Regions from separate parts of the Homo sapiens genome. Here region 2 is linked to region 1. A link is an interaction called in ENCODE POLR2A ChIA-PET data of the cell type or tissue named here. Cell type or tissue: OCI-LY7. All regions are shown on one strand. Each heading gives the region's core, and the rest is flanking DNA. Links, peaks and the distances in the headings are about the cores only.

What was found. ChIA-PET counts read pairs that join two places held together with the same protein. Peaks named below come from ENCODE experiments on the same cell type or tissue, not always from the same donor. Only the 100,000 strongest peaks of a DNase experiment are listed, where the experiment ranks them.
Region 2: POLR2A ChIA-PET joins it to region 1 with 5 read pairs; 2 of 35 experiments call an interaction of 5 or more read pairs at or near these places.

The regions. Positions count from the first base shown.
Region 1 is chr2:105,752,046-105,759,574 of GRCh38, reverse strand. The region is part of intron 1 of NCK2 (NCK adaptor protein 2); the gene reads right to left. Among named protein-coding and RNA genes, the nearest start is that of NCK2, 11 kb to the right of the region's middle. In OCI-LY7, for the core only: no CTCF peak of the experiment used is centred there; a DNase peak (open chromatin) is centred at 4,363; H3K4me3 peaks cover 475 bases.
Region 2 is chr2:106,013,202-106,020,730 of GRCh38, reverse strand. No RefSeq gene overlaps it. Among named protein-coding and RNA genes, the nearest start is that of ECRG4, 49 kb to the left of the region's middle. In OCI-LY7, for the core only: no CTCF peak of the experiment used is centred there; no DNase peak of the experiment used is centred there.

The DNA of each region.
Region 1 (7,529 bases), core at 2,120-6,119:
GTTTATATCAGAATTCTCTGTATTATCTTTGAAACTTTTTCTGTAAATTTAAAATCTATTCTAAAATTAAGCGCTTACTTAAAAATATATACCATATGTTTTATTATATAAAAGCCTGTATGCATAGGGTAACATGGTTGACTTTCAACAATAACAAATTACACTTTGGAAACGTTAAAACACTGTGCTCAACAAAAGGAAATAAATACCCCTATTGATCAGCTTAATACACGAACGTGAGGGTATTACATGGCTGAAATGCAATACAATTTTCTGCTTTCCCCAGAGAACGTACTATGTGTACTTGAATACGTAAAACGATATACTGCATGTGTTTATAAACAAACAAAAAATCTTGCTCCCTTGAATAAGACCAAATAAGGACTTAACACGTGAAATTCTCTCCTTCTGAAGGCCCAAGAACCAGGAATCTAGGTATTCGATCAACCTTTAAAATTTTATCAAACTCAGATCTTAAATTATCATTATTTGCAAATTAAGTTCATTCAAAACACTAAGCATTAATTATAGTCTATCACTAATTAACTATAGTAAATCACCAAAACCATTTTACTTTAATCCATGTCACCAAAAGCTAAGGGAAATGTCTGCTGGTTCAGTGTCAAATAGAGGACGAATCACTAATAATGATTTTACTAGTTTTGAATGCTAGCATTAATTCAGTTTCAGATGTTAAACAAAGCTTAAATGTAAACCCTGAAATCAGTTCCAACCTTTGGAAAATAGTTTTGTAACAACTTACTGTCAGAGCAGTACAGTAATTTGGGTACTGGGTAGAAGTATCAGTCTTGACTACTGTGTAGAAGTCAAGAATTTCAAACACTGCATTTAAAAAATACAAAAACGGGACGGGCTCAGTGGCTCAAACCTGTCATCCCAGCACTTTGGGAGGCTGAGGCGGGTGGATCACAAGGTCAGGAGTTCAAGACCAGCCTGGCCAATATGGTGAAACCCCGTCTCTACTAAAAATACGAAAATTAGCCGGGCATGGTGGTACGCACCTGTAGTACCAGCTACTCGAGAGGCTGAGGCAGAAGAACTGCTTGAACCCGGGGACAGAGGTTGCAGTGAGCCGAGATCAAGCGACTGCACTCCAGCATGGGTGACAGAGCGAGACTCTGTCTCAAAAAAAAAAAAAAACAAAAACAACAAAAACAAACATCTACAATGGAGTAAGAAATAAACTAAATTTCCAAACACAGTTCAAATGAAACCATCAATAGGATAAAACAAACCTGTAAAATGTGTGCACAGGATTGATGTGCAATATTCATTACTAATCCAAGAGAAGTAATGTGATTCAATTACTTACATCTCTATATCAAATGTGATGGCATAATGGCTTTATGCCATTATCAATTAAAAAAAAATAAGGAAGTATTAGTGTGCTACCTGAGACCTGCATTCCACTCAAAGCGCCAAGTAGTTTAACTCATTTTTAAGAGATAAAGCTCTCAAGCAATAAACAACATGTAAGTAGAGTTCACATTACCTGAAAATTGACCCACAAATCATGTGTTCATCCTAAGCAAACTAACTGAGCTTCATCCAGGCCCTGGAATAATAACACCCACCCTGGCATGAGAGAATAGAGGTGCTTCACCCCAGCTGTGGTGGAGACCTGGCTTACAACTGGCATGTGGAATGTCTCAGCTCAGGTGACAATTCCAGTATCTGGGAGTTGCCTGTGCACTGAAGAGCTTCTGAGGATCTTGAAGAAAATATTATCCTCCAGAATGCTTCAAATGAATTCTGCCTGGCCTTGGGGGTTGGGTTAGAGGTTAGAGGGGGACTTCCCATATGTGCTTCCCCCACCCAGAGATGGCGAAAGTTATTTTCCATACTTGTTAATTAAGATTACAGTGGACTGTGAGCTTGTAAGATCTCCACACTGGTTTACAGGCTCCCCAAAGGCTGGTGTTTGTCTGGTTTGCTGTGGTTTTCCCACGGCACCCAGCACAGTGCCTGGCCCATGGCTGGTCCTATGTAGGTATGAACTGCAGGTACACAACTGAGTGAAAACATAGCCAGGAGAACAGTCTGACCTGTCGGTGGCAGGATGAACAACGTAGCCTTTCTACATCTCTGCACCCATATACTTCCAGCCCTCCTAACTACACTCAGAGAAAAGCAACAGCAACATCAATTTACACATAGATCAGTTCATCCCATGCCACTTTGAAGAAAAAAAAATCCCTAATAATCAAGGACCTGTCCCATCTCAATTTTAACACAGCGAAAGTTGGGGCTATAAAAGGTTGTGAAAGTACATTACAGGCAACCCCTAGTTTCACAGAAGACAAAACAGAGGTCAGGAGAGTTTAAAACTTCGCTATGCAATTTTAGCCAAATTAGTAGCAAAGGAAAAGGAGACTCATCTCTATTCCTCGTAAGAATCAAGATTGTTGAAGTTCAGATTTACATGAGCCATTAATAAAGTTCAGAATGGGGCCAGGCGCGGTGGCTCACACTTGTAATCCCAGCACTCTGGGAGGCCGAGGCAGGCAGATCACCCGAGGTCAGGAGTTCAAGACCAACCTGACCAACATGAAGAAACCCCATCTCTACTAAAAATACAAAATCAGCCGGGCATGGTGGTGTATGCCTGTAATCCCAGCTACTCGGGAGGCTGACGCAGGAGAATCACTTGAACCCAGGAGGGGGGAGGTTGTGATGAGCCAAGATCGTGCCATTGCACTCCAGCCTGGGTGACAAGAGCGAAACTCCGTCTCAAAAAATAAAAAGTTCAGAATGATACTGTTTGAATCCAGCTCCCATTGTAATGGAAAGCCAAGCAGTCACTGCGTGAAGGCAAATGTTTTGAGGGACGAGGGGACTTCAATAACATCAATACAAAGCCAGAATGAAGTCCAGGACCTGCTGCTCTGGAGCTGGGCCATCCCACATACCACACTGCTTGGGCCTGACATTCCCCCATGGCCACTCACCACAGGACCCCAGTGGGCCAGTCAGTGTGCCCTGGTGAGGGACCCACACTTTCCTCATCTAAAAAAGGGATAATTAACAACACTGGCCTCCCTCTACCTGACAAAGTTAGAATCAAATGATACAAGGTGTGCAAGTAATAAGAGAAACACACATCGTTCCAAAGTTGCAACTTCAGAACTTTCCAGTCTGTGCAAAGAATTACTATTAATTTCTCACAGGTCTTTCTCAGTCCATATGAGATAGGATGACTGAAGAAAGGGAAAGATTGATTGTACTTTTAACTATCTCCACCAAGGAAAGCTCAAAATTATGCAAAGTGATGATTTCGTGTTTATCCTAGAAACAGCACAGGAAGAGAGGGGTAAGAAACAACAAAGTCAAAAGGAAGAATAATGGAACAGGAAATAATTTAAACAAAGCAGACAGTGAGAAGACCAAGGGAACTTCTAACTGACAGCTCTCTTCATCTCTAGGCTGATCCTACTTGATCAAGTAAGGGCCTGTTTTAAAGAAAAAAAGAACATTCAGACAGCAACGTCATATGCTAGGCCAGGTAACAGGCAGCTTTGCAGACACTGGAAGTCAGCGACTAACAGCCAGATTAGAATTTCCCCTTTCCTTTTCCCTTCGTAAGGTCTAATTTGTGATATTTTTAGTCTCTCTCCCCTGAGGAGTTTATTTTAGAACTATACAAAGAAGGAAATTAAACATTCAAAAGCTAACATATGTGACCAGCTCAAAAATTATCAGGCTGAACCTAGAATCCTATGAACCTTAGTAACAACAAAGACAAATTTTCTTCTGTAGACAATCACCAACGTAAGGCTTCTGAGCTAAGAAAACAGATGTCTTTGATTAGGCAAAACTGCCCCAGCTGAGAACCACGAATTTATAGGCATGGGTTCGGGTCTCAATGAAGTCTCTCAAAATACTAACATTTAAAAAGGTATTCGTGTACCTGCACAAGTAAATTGTTTCTACTTCCCAATCTAGGTCTAATAACTAATACGATCTAAAATGAATGAGAAGCCACACGCATGAACGTGCAATGTGTTGAAAACATATTTTCTTCCTTACACATGGAACCCTCACCAACCGGAGGCACTCATGAAAGGAGAACCTACTTCTTATGGAAGACGGAATCGGCTGCACCCACTGGGATGGCTGAGGGATGAGGTGCTCGGCACAATCAAGTTAAGAAGCAACAAATTCAACACTAGACACCTAATCTATAGGTGATCAATCAACTGAACTTTAGTTCTACCCAGCAAAGCTTCAAAATGAAAATCACAACAGCACGATGTCTGACACCCTCCTCCTTTTTTAAAAAAGATGATAATGCCACCATTTCTTCACAGTTACCGCTGGGTCTTGTCTACCGAACCATGTAAAATAGACCTAGTAAGGAAACTACGAAAAGGGAACTGAAGCAAGACAGATGGCTTAATTTAAGGGAAGAGAACCTTCTAAATCCAAGCTAGGAAGCTCCTAAGAAGACAATAACAGAAGCACATAAAAGAAAAGTCATATGAGGGCAGTAACAAAGACAGATGGGAAACACACACACTATTAAGATAAATGGTGTTCAGGGCGGGAGAGACGGGGTGAGGGGAGTCACACACAAAAAAGTGAGGGGAGAACCAGAAGAATGGAAAGAAAGAATGGAAATGGCTGGAAAAAAAAAATCTGTTTCTATAACCATCTTGCTAGATTCTGCAACCAAGGTTGTTTCACTTTTTTTTAATCGTTTGATGAAAATTCACTCTTCACCTATATTAAATTTCCCAAAAACTGTCTCAAAATAACTCCCTGAATCCCTTGTTATTTCTTGGTCTCTTAAAAATATTCAAGTAGCTTGTGCTTTTTATGTCAATGTCTCCAAGCTGGCTTCCATCATGCAGAGCAGTTTAAAAAAAAAAAAAAAAAGTTGTTGGGGGAGCTGCTTTCTTACCAATGCAGCAGCTCCCCCCAACCTCCCACAGACACACACAAACAGGAATACAAGCTTTTAAAGTGATTGTCCTTAAAATGAAGACAGCTGATGAGAGGGAAAGCATGAAAGAGACAGCAACTGCTCTCCTCTCCTGTAGCCAGGCTCATAAGTGACATAATTAAAATATTTGTTGACTTGCAGACATCCTTAAACACGCAACCAAAATTCTTAAGATATTAAATGGGAGACATAACCGTTAAGGAAAATCGAAGGAGACATTGATGGACTTTGTCCTCTAAGATGGGCATGGGCGTCTTTCTAGGCATCTCCCTGTGATCTCACCACTTTCTAACTTACTTTTCACTTCTCACTTCCTGGCTGCCCCCACCATTGCTGGGAAATTAAGCATGTTGAAGTAAACAATTCTTTGCCACCACATATCCTGGAACCTGCTACGTGTAGAAGTGGCCACATGAGAGGTAGTGTGACTGCAAATCTAAACCTGTGAGTTGAAAGAAACTGCCCAAATTGCAGCCCCTCTGAAACTTGGAACATGCAGGAGCTTCTCCCAACAGAGACGCCAGACTCACCGTCCTATCTCAGTCCCATCTGCTCCAGGGAGGGCTGCTCAACACTCTGATGGCCCCAGTGGCCCTCCTAACACAAAAGGGTAGGTTCGAGAAGCTGGCACAGACAACTCACTTGGAAGAGCAGCCAGTGTCAGAGTTCCCATCAGGACCTGTAGCAGCAGTCTCCCAAGAATCTACATTTGGACTTGACCTGGCCTCTCTCACAACCTCAGAAGCAGATTTCAAAGCCACCTTGGAATTCTTCAAGACCTTCCCAGATGTCATAAAAGCACAAAGGAAAAGGATTTGGTATGTCCTGCTACAAGGTTTTCAGCAAGAACCTACCTGCCTACCTTCACTTCAACAACAGCAACTCATTAAGGAAAAACAGAAGCAGCAAAAATGGCCTTGTGCAAGCTATTCCAACAGCACAAAAGTCCGGGGGCCACTTGGAAGAGTGAGAAGACACACACTCCTGTTTTCTCAGCCCCCAGTGTGGAGGAGACAAGGGTGGGGACCCACCACACAGCTACTGATGAAGAGGCACATCACACAGGCATTTACAATGGCACCTGCATGACCACTTGAGCTAATACACTGTGACTACAACAGAAAATACTCCCCCTCATCCAGTGCCACTGCAGTTCCCTCCAGCAGCGGTTCTCCCCAGGGAATGCTGGTGTTTCCTGCAGAATTGGAGACTTGGGCAGGTGGAGGACCACCAGCCTACGGAACATAGCAAGGGGGCTGGGGGAGAGGAGCAGCCAGGCCAATGGTCCTCAGTGATGACCATCCAAGGCTTCCCCTCCTCCAAGGTACCAGTTATTCATTAGGCCCTTCCAAAGTCCAGGGCCTTCCCCAACCACTTGGCTGATAAGGCGTTCCCAGAATGAACCTGTATGCAAGCTACACTCCCTATCAATGATTTTCCATCAATGTTTCTCAAATCTTACACCATAATAAAAGTTTACAGTTCTGTTTTATGTATTTTCAGATACATCTTAATGAAGGGATGGTGGCTAGCTTGGTCAGAGTCTAGCTGTGGAACCTAAGACATGGCAGCCTCAGTGCCTCCCTTTCCTTAGCGATGAAGATACAAACAGAAAGTACCACACGTTCTGTTGGTGAGGACTCAATGAGTTATTACATGGAAAGTGCTTAGAACAGTGATTACAATGTGTGTGTGTGTGTCTGTGTCCGTGTGGGAGAGAAGCTAATGTTCACTTTAAAAATACATGATTTTAGCTTGTACTTAACATGTTATCAGAAATATGAATACTACAGATGACTGGATAAAGAAAATAGACTATTCAGCCATAAAAAAACAATGAAATCATATCTTTTGCAGCAACACAGATGGAACTGGAGGCCATTATCCAGACGGAACCAGAGACTTGAAGGGTGATGGGGTAGGAAGGGGTGGATGATGAGAGATTACTCAATGGGTACAATGTATGTTATTTGAGTGATGGATACAATAAAGGTCCTGAATTCACCCTTAGGCAATTTATGTAACAAAATAACACCTGTACCCCATCACTGTATACAATGTTGTTTTTTACCTTTCCTATGGTGCTGAACACATTTTTTAAAAGGAAATGTGTTGAATACTGATATACAAAAATGTTATTTTACACTGGTAACTTCTAGAATTCAAACCACATTTTAAGATATTTGTAAAATGAACAAGGTATTTTGATGATAGATATTAGTTTTAACTGAATCTGATTTTAGTGCTCTAAAACATCATGTGCTGAGTGTCTGAAGGATGACATTACTCCTCATATTTAAAAAGGTTACACCTTTCCCAGTAAAGCATAATAATAATGACCATTATAATTATTCTACATTGTTTCCACTTTGTCTCTTTAGCTATCTCAACTTTGGAAAACAGACAGCAAATGAGGCTTAAATCATGAAAAGTGTATAGACTCACACTCCGCAACAAGGCTGCCACTAGTCGCGTGTGGCCAAGGCCAATCAAAATGCAGCGAGAGGCAGCCAAGAGGTGCAGTAAACGTATATACTATATGCTGAATTTCAAAGCCCTCACGCAA
Region 2 (7,529 bases), core at 1,644-5,643, 260 kb before region 1:
ATACAACTCAAAGGACCCTCTTTAAACAGTGCTGCAAAAAAACAAAAAACAAAAAAACAAAAAACCTAAAATCTCATTCCATGCAAATGCCCTTTAATTGCATTAGCACTGCAAGAGTTCTGTCTTTATAACTGGTATAATTTAGAATGTGCTTGCAGCCCTGGTGCAGTTTGGGAATGAACCTATGCCTTATTTTCAGAATTGTTCTGCAAGGAGTTATCAAAGGATTCACACTCATACCTTCTCATTGCACCAGGCAGACCCGCCTCCTCTCGATTCTAACAATATGTCACCTAAAACCTGCTGCCCAGCATTTCTTTTGACCCTCACAACCATCCCTGAGCCTGGCAGGACTCCTCTAGAGTTTTCAGGAGAGGCGACAGAAGTCACTGGCCCAGGGTCCCAGGAGTAATAGCCACAAGGTTGGAGTTTACGCATTGCTGTTTCGGCAGGGCAAAAAGAATCCAACAGCAGTAATATCTTATGGTTCTGCATAATGGAAGCTGGCTCAGAGCCTGGGATTTCTGACTCCCCACGGAATGTTTTGCTGTTAAGCTGAGATACTTCCAAAACACAGTTAGGTTTGTTAAGTAACACATGGGACATCTTTGTAATGAATTACTAGGTACCCATTAACATTGGGTTTTAAAAGGATGTGGGAAATAAGTTTCTTTATATTTTTAGAAAAAAACAAAACTAGGATTATAGAATTTTTACTTCTTTAATTTTTTTATTCACATACCTTCTATCACATGGAAGTAGAAGGTAGATTGAGAGAAATCTAGCTTCACCCTTGCTCTCTCCACCTTCTCCTTCCTTTTAAAGATAAGGATGCTATTCATTATATAATCAATCCTTCTGTTTTATTTATATATATATATATATTCATATCCCCTCTTTCTTAGACAAATGGCAGCGTATTATATTTACTTTTCTATATTTTCTTTTTTCTTTTTTTGAGATAGAGTCTCATTCATTCTTTTTTGCCCAGGATAGAGGGGTGTAGTGGTGCAATCTCAGCTCACTGTACCTTCTGCCCCCAGGCTTAAGCTATTTTCCTGCCTCAGCCTCTGGAGTAGCTGGAATTACAGGCATGTGTCACTACGCTTGTCTAATTTTTGTATTTTTAGTAGAGACAGGGTTTTGCCATGTTGGCCAGGCTGGTCTTGAATGCCTGACCTCAAGGGATCCACCTGCCTCGGCCTCCCAAAATGCTGGGATTACAGGCATGAGCCACTGCACCCGGCCTGTATTTACTTTTCTCTACTTGCTTCTTTCAATTGACAGTATATCCTGGAGAACCCAGCATAGTAGGATCTAGAGATCTTCCTACTTTGTTTTGAAAGCTGCACAGAACTCCACCAGTCTCCGATTGGTGGACATTTGGGGCCATCACAAATAATGTTGCTGTGAATACTCCTTGGCATATGTCTTTTGGGGTGTCTTGCCAATTTTTTTTTTTTTTTTTTTTTTGAGACAGAGTCTTGCTTTGTCACCCGGGCTGGAGTGCAGTGGCATGATCTCGGCTCACTGCAAGCTCCGCCTCCCGGATTCACGCCATTCTTCTGCCTCAGCCTCCTGAGTAGCTGGGACTACAGGCGCCCGCCACCATGCCCAGCTAATTTTTTGTATTTTTAGTAGAGACAGGGTTTCACCATGTTAGCCAGGATGGCCTCGATCTCCTGACCTCATGATCCGTCCACCTCAGTCTCCCAAAGTGCTGGGATTACAGGCGTGAGCCACTGTGTCCAGCGTCTTGTCAATATTTAAATAGGTTCCTGGAAAGAACATTGCAAAAACAAAAGGGGAATGCATAGAGAATTTTATTAGCCACTGTCAAAACCTCATTTCACTTTCACAAACTCCTGTTTCTCCAAGCCCACCCTCACTGTGTACTACTCAACTTTGTGATTTGATTAATCTGATAGTAAGACTTGGTAACTCAGGATAGTTTTTATTTGCATTTCTCCTCTCTGGCCCCCCACTTTTCTATAGGATTGTTGGTCTTCTCTATTTTCAGAAGTTTTTTCTTTATTAGAGCTATTGATCCTTTCAGGTGTGAGTTGCTGATATTTACTGCCAGTTTGCCATTTGTCTTTTTTCTTTGCTTGAGGTGTTTCTTGTCATACAGATTTTCTCTTTTAAAAATTGTATATTATCAAATATATAAATATTTTTCTATATTGCTTCTAGATTTTGAGTCATAGGTCAAAAGATCTCCCCTTTCCCAGGTTATGGAAGATAAGTTAACTTCAAAGGGAGTGAGACACAGACAGGAGGAGCGCCAGAGCCAGACGGTGGGAGGAAGGACGTGGTGACTCCAGGGACACAGGAAGTGGGCTCCACAGGTAGTGGCTAAATAACAAGATGCCCAGCCTGGAGAGAGGCTCGTGGGTGAGCCAGGGCAGGTGGTCAGGTGTCAAAGGAAGTCCTATGGGGACCCTGAAGGGGCTGAGATGACACTAAAGATGGCCCCCAAGGAAAACACACACTCACTCATAGGGAGCAGAGACAGCCCCAGGTTACACCAGAGCGACCTCATGGCTGCTTCCACCTCTCCCCAGAACAGAAAGTGGAAGAACAAAGCCCACTCCCCACTCCTTGCCCTGAGTTCTGGAGACATGGGTCAGACCTGTGATAGGGGAGGAGAGTTTTGAATCAGATATGAGATCGAGGTGCTACCTTGAAGTTAACTAAATTTTTGTAACAGGAAGTGACCCTCAAGTTATAGAATCTGCCCAAGGTGTTATGAATGGAGGCATGACCCAGCTGGAGAAAGAGGTTTGATGTCACATAACTCAGGGCAGTGATTGGAAAGCTCAAAGTCATTTTATGATTGTGTTCTGGTTACACACACTTCATCTTATTTAATCCATAAAATAAGGTAGATATTACTGTCAAAATTTTATAGGGGAGAAACTGAGACTCAAAGAGTTAAGTGGCTTTCCCAAGTTCCTCTCCTGGTGAAGGTGTAACTAGAATTACTAACCAGTTGTTTTTGATTCCAAAGCCCATGCTGATGTCACCTCACAGTGTCTTCCCAACATGTGGCCTCAGCTGGCATATTGAACCTGGTCTGCAGGACAAATTTTACTTCCAATGGTCCTCTGTTGAATAATTATGGTTAAATTCAAGAACATTAAAAATTAGCTGGGCGTGGTGACGTGCACCTGTAATCCCAGCAACTCAGGAGGCAGAAGAATCGCTTGAACCTGAGAGATGGAGGTTGTAGTGAGCCGAGATCGCACCACTGCACTCCATCCTGGGCAACAAGAGTGAAACTCTGTCTCCAAAAAAAAAAAAAACAACATTATCATCTCAAATGGATTATTGGAAAAGAGATATCTTATACTCAACAGTAACTCTCCCCAAATATAGAACAGGCTTATGCCGGAGATCTGAAAAATCATAGTGGGGTATTTCTTTTCTGCTTTTAAAGAATAAAGCAAATATAAAAGTAATTTCCCTGTAGCTCCAGAATACAAAACCTAAATTTGGAAAGGTCTGCCCTAGAGTTTATCTATTTGGAAAAATAGGTAGCTAATGCCTATGGCAAGTATTACATGGGCAGGTACATATCTTCACATCTGGAAACATAATTAGATTAGTCTCTTAGTGTCTGACCACCAGATATAGTTCCCAGAGCTAAAACGATTACACCCTAGAATGCATGCCTTAAATCCAAAGGTCCACATCTTCAACTGAGCCAAAAAGACACCACCTCAGAGGAGACGGAAAAACACAGAACATAAATATCTGAGTGTACAGATGTTCCTCACCTGATGATGATAGGTCTACATCCTTCCCAATAAGCCTATTGTAAGTGGAAAATATCATTAAGTTGAAAAAGCACTTCATACACCTATCCTACTGAACATCACAGCTCAGCCTAGCCTACCTTCAACATGCTCAGAACACATACGTTAGCCTACAGCTGGGCAAACTCAGCTAACACAAAGCCTGTTTTACAGTAAAGTGTTGAATATCTCATGTAAGAGTATTGTGCCACATATCACTAGCCCAGGACAAGATCAAAATTCAAAATCCAAATGAAGTGTGGTTTCTACTGAGTCCATATCACTCTTGCACCATTGGAATGTGGAACCATTGTTAAGTCAGGATCAGTTGTAATTCAACCAGTTTCTTCCAAGCACTCTATGTTGGTGCAGACATTCTGCAACTAGCCCAATATCTCAGTCAGCAAGTACCTTTTTTGTGCCTGTGGGTACTGAGCTTGGTGCTAAGTACTGACAGGGACCAAAAGAGACAATGATACAGTAAATTACATTAGGGACTTTAAAGCAAGTTATGATACAATGACAACACAGAAGTTAGGGATGAAACCCTTATGTGTGAAATAGAGACAAGCTAGTCAGAGTGAGGGAGCGTATGCTAGAAGTGGATTCCCTTAAAGTGAGGACACAACCTTTTCTCCTTCCTGCTGGTTCAGGTATGTATGGGATGGTAAGAGCTGAGTTAACTATCTTGGACCCAGAGAGAACTCTATTTTGAGCATGGCAGGGCCACGCAACCAGCCCTGGACTGCTTACCTCCTCACAAATATGTGAAAGAGAAATATACTTCTAACTTGTTTAACACACTGCATTTTGGGGAGTCCTTATTCCGGCCAGCTAAACTCTCCTAATTAATACAGGTGATCAATGGGGAAAGGAAGAGGGATTCATTAGTAACAAAAAAGGCCTTGTTTGGAAAAGATTAGTGTCTAGTGGAAGTAGTAGAATTGTGAGCAAATAAGAACATTTGAAATATGCTATAATGAAACCATGATTTGTGTGTGGTGACCCATTTTAGCCATTTGTCATTTGTTTCTCTACTCGAGAAGCCTAGATATAAACCAAGGTCCTGTCACACGCATCCATGTGAAAAGACCACCAAACAGGCTTTGTGTGAGCAACAAGGCTGTTTATTTCACCTGGGTGCATGTGGGCTGAGCCTGAAAAGAGAGTCAGCAAAGGGAGATAGGGGTGGGGCCATCTTATAAGATTTGGGTAGGTAGAGGAAAATTACAGTCAAAGGGGTTTGTTCCCTGGCGGGCAGGGTTGGGGGTTACAAGGTGCTCAGTGGGGGAGCTTTTGAGCCAGGATGAGCCAGGAGAAGGAATTTCACAAGGTAATATCATCAGTTAAGGCAGGGACCAGCCATTTTCACTTCTTTTGGGGTGGAATGTCATCAGTTAAGGCAGGAACAGGCCATTTTCACTTGTTTTGTGATTCTTCATTTGCTTCAGGCCATCTGGACGTATATGTGCATGTCCTAGGGGATACAATGGCTTAACTTGGGCTCAGAGACCTGACAGGTCCCACATGGCCCAGTCTCATCTGAGCATTAGATTTAAAGAAACACTTTGGGCCTGGCATATATTAAAAGTAACTTCAGCCTTCCCTTGCCTCCTCAAAAAAAAATATTTTAAATGACCCAACTTATTTTGCACAACAACAATTTTATAAATTTCCTTTCTTCTGCAGTTTTCCTGCCCCCTGAAGCTGCTCCAGGGTTTCTCACTCCCTAAGTCTTTCACTGTAATGTCCTATGACTGGCTCTCTCAGAAACCAGGCCTAGTGGGTCTTCTCTTTCCTCCTCCTTCTGTGTCTCATAGTCCTGTGGTTGGTACTGAGACTTCCTCTTCTCTAATTGAACTGTGTCAAGCAGCTTTGGATGGTAAAAAGCTCTGGAAGAGCCAACAGGATAATTTCTTATAGGCAAGATTCTCTACTTCTTTACACTAGCTTTTGAGAATCTGTAGATAGTTTTGCAGAGGAGACTCTTAAGGCGTTTATACTCTAAAGGGAAGTCGACTAGTACAGAAGCCTTTTCAAGGTTAACAATTAAAACAATTAAAATTGTGATCATGTATTGGAAAAGAGATCACTCATGGAGGACAGGGACCTGTGCTCATGAGGACTGAGTGAGCAGAGCTTACTCCTGGGACTGCAATGGTCAAAGTTACAGCACAGTCACTCCTGGCCTAAGTGGCTCTGTTTACTCTAAGTCTGTCCTACTTGATAGTTGGTCACTGTTGGATACCTCTGCCTTGACCCAATTGCCTAGTCATTAGCCAAATGACCCAGTGCATTTAACACTCTGATTGGCCAGAATCAAACATTGTCTCTTTAGCGATTGAAAATGGCCTCGCTAATCCGTGCTTCCATGTTCATTGCAGTGTTATTCACAATGGTCAAGAACGGAAACAACCTAAGAGTCCATTGACAGGTGTATGAGTAAAGAAATTGTGATTAGATATATAATCATACCACATATATATATATATGCACCATATATATATATATATATATATATATAGACACACACACACACAATGGAATACTAAGGAGATCTTGCCATTTGTTGCAACATGGATGAAACTGCAGGACCTCATGCCAAGTGAAACAAGCCAGGCACAGGAAGAAAAACACTGCATGATCTCACTTATATGTAGAATGTATGAAAGTTGAAAGCACAGAAGCAGAGAGTAGAAGGGTGTTACCAGGAGCCAGGGGGTGAGGGGAAATGGGGAGATATTGGTCACAGGGTACAAACTTGCAGTTATGAATGATTTTAGAGACCTAATGTACAGCATGGTGACCATAGTTAACAATCATATATTGAATACCAGAAATATGCTAAGAGAATAGATCTCAAGTATTCTTGTTGCCAGAAAGGGGTCCACATCTAGACCCCAAGAGAGGGTTCTTGGGTCTCACACTTGAAAGAATTCAGGACGAGTCCAAAAAGTGACAGCAAGTTTATTAAGAAAGTAAAGGAATAAAAGAAAAGCTACTCTGGCCAGGCACAGTGGTCCATGCCCAGCACTTTGGAAGCCTGAGGTGGGTGGATCACATAAGGCCAGGAGTTTGAGACCAGTCTGGCCAATATGGCAAAACTCCATCTCTACTAAAAATACAAAAATTAGCCAGGTGTGGTGCAGGTGCCTGTAATCCCAGCTACTCAGGAGGCTGAGGCAGGAGAATCACTTCAACTCGAGAGGCAGAGACTGCAGTGAGCCGAGATCACACCACTGCACTCCAGCCTGGGTGACAGAGCAATGCTCTGTCTCAGAAAAAAAAAAAAAAAAGAAGAAGAATGGCTACTCCATAGGCAGAGCAGCAGCATGGGCTGCTCACCTGAGTATACTTACAGTTATTTCTTGATTACATACCAAACAAGGGTTGGATTATTCATGAGTTTTCTGGGAAAGAAGTGGGCAATTCCCAGAACTGAGAGTTCCTCCCCTTTTTAGACCATATAGGGTAATTTCTGGACAATGCCATGACATTTGTAAACTGTCATGGCACTGGTGGGAGTGTCTTTTAATATGCTAATAAATTATAATTAAAGTATAATGAGCAGTGAGGACAGCCAGAGGTCACTCTCATCGCCATCTTGGTTTTGGTGGTTTTTGGCCAGCTTCTTTACTGCTTGCTGTTCTATCAGCAAGGTCTTTGTGATCTGTATCTTGTGCCAACCTCCTGTCTCATCCTGTGACTGAGAACACCTAACCTCCTGGGAAT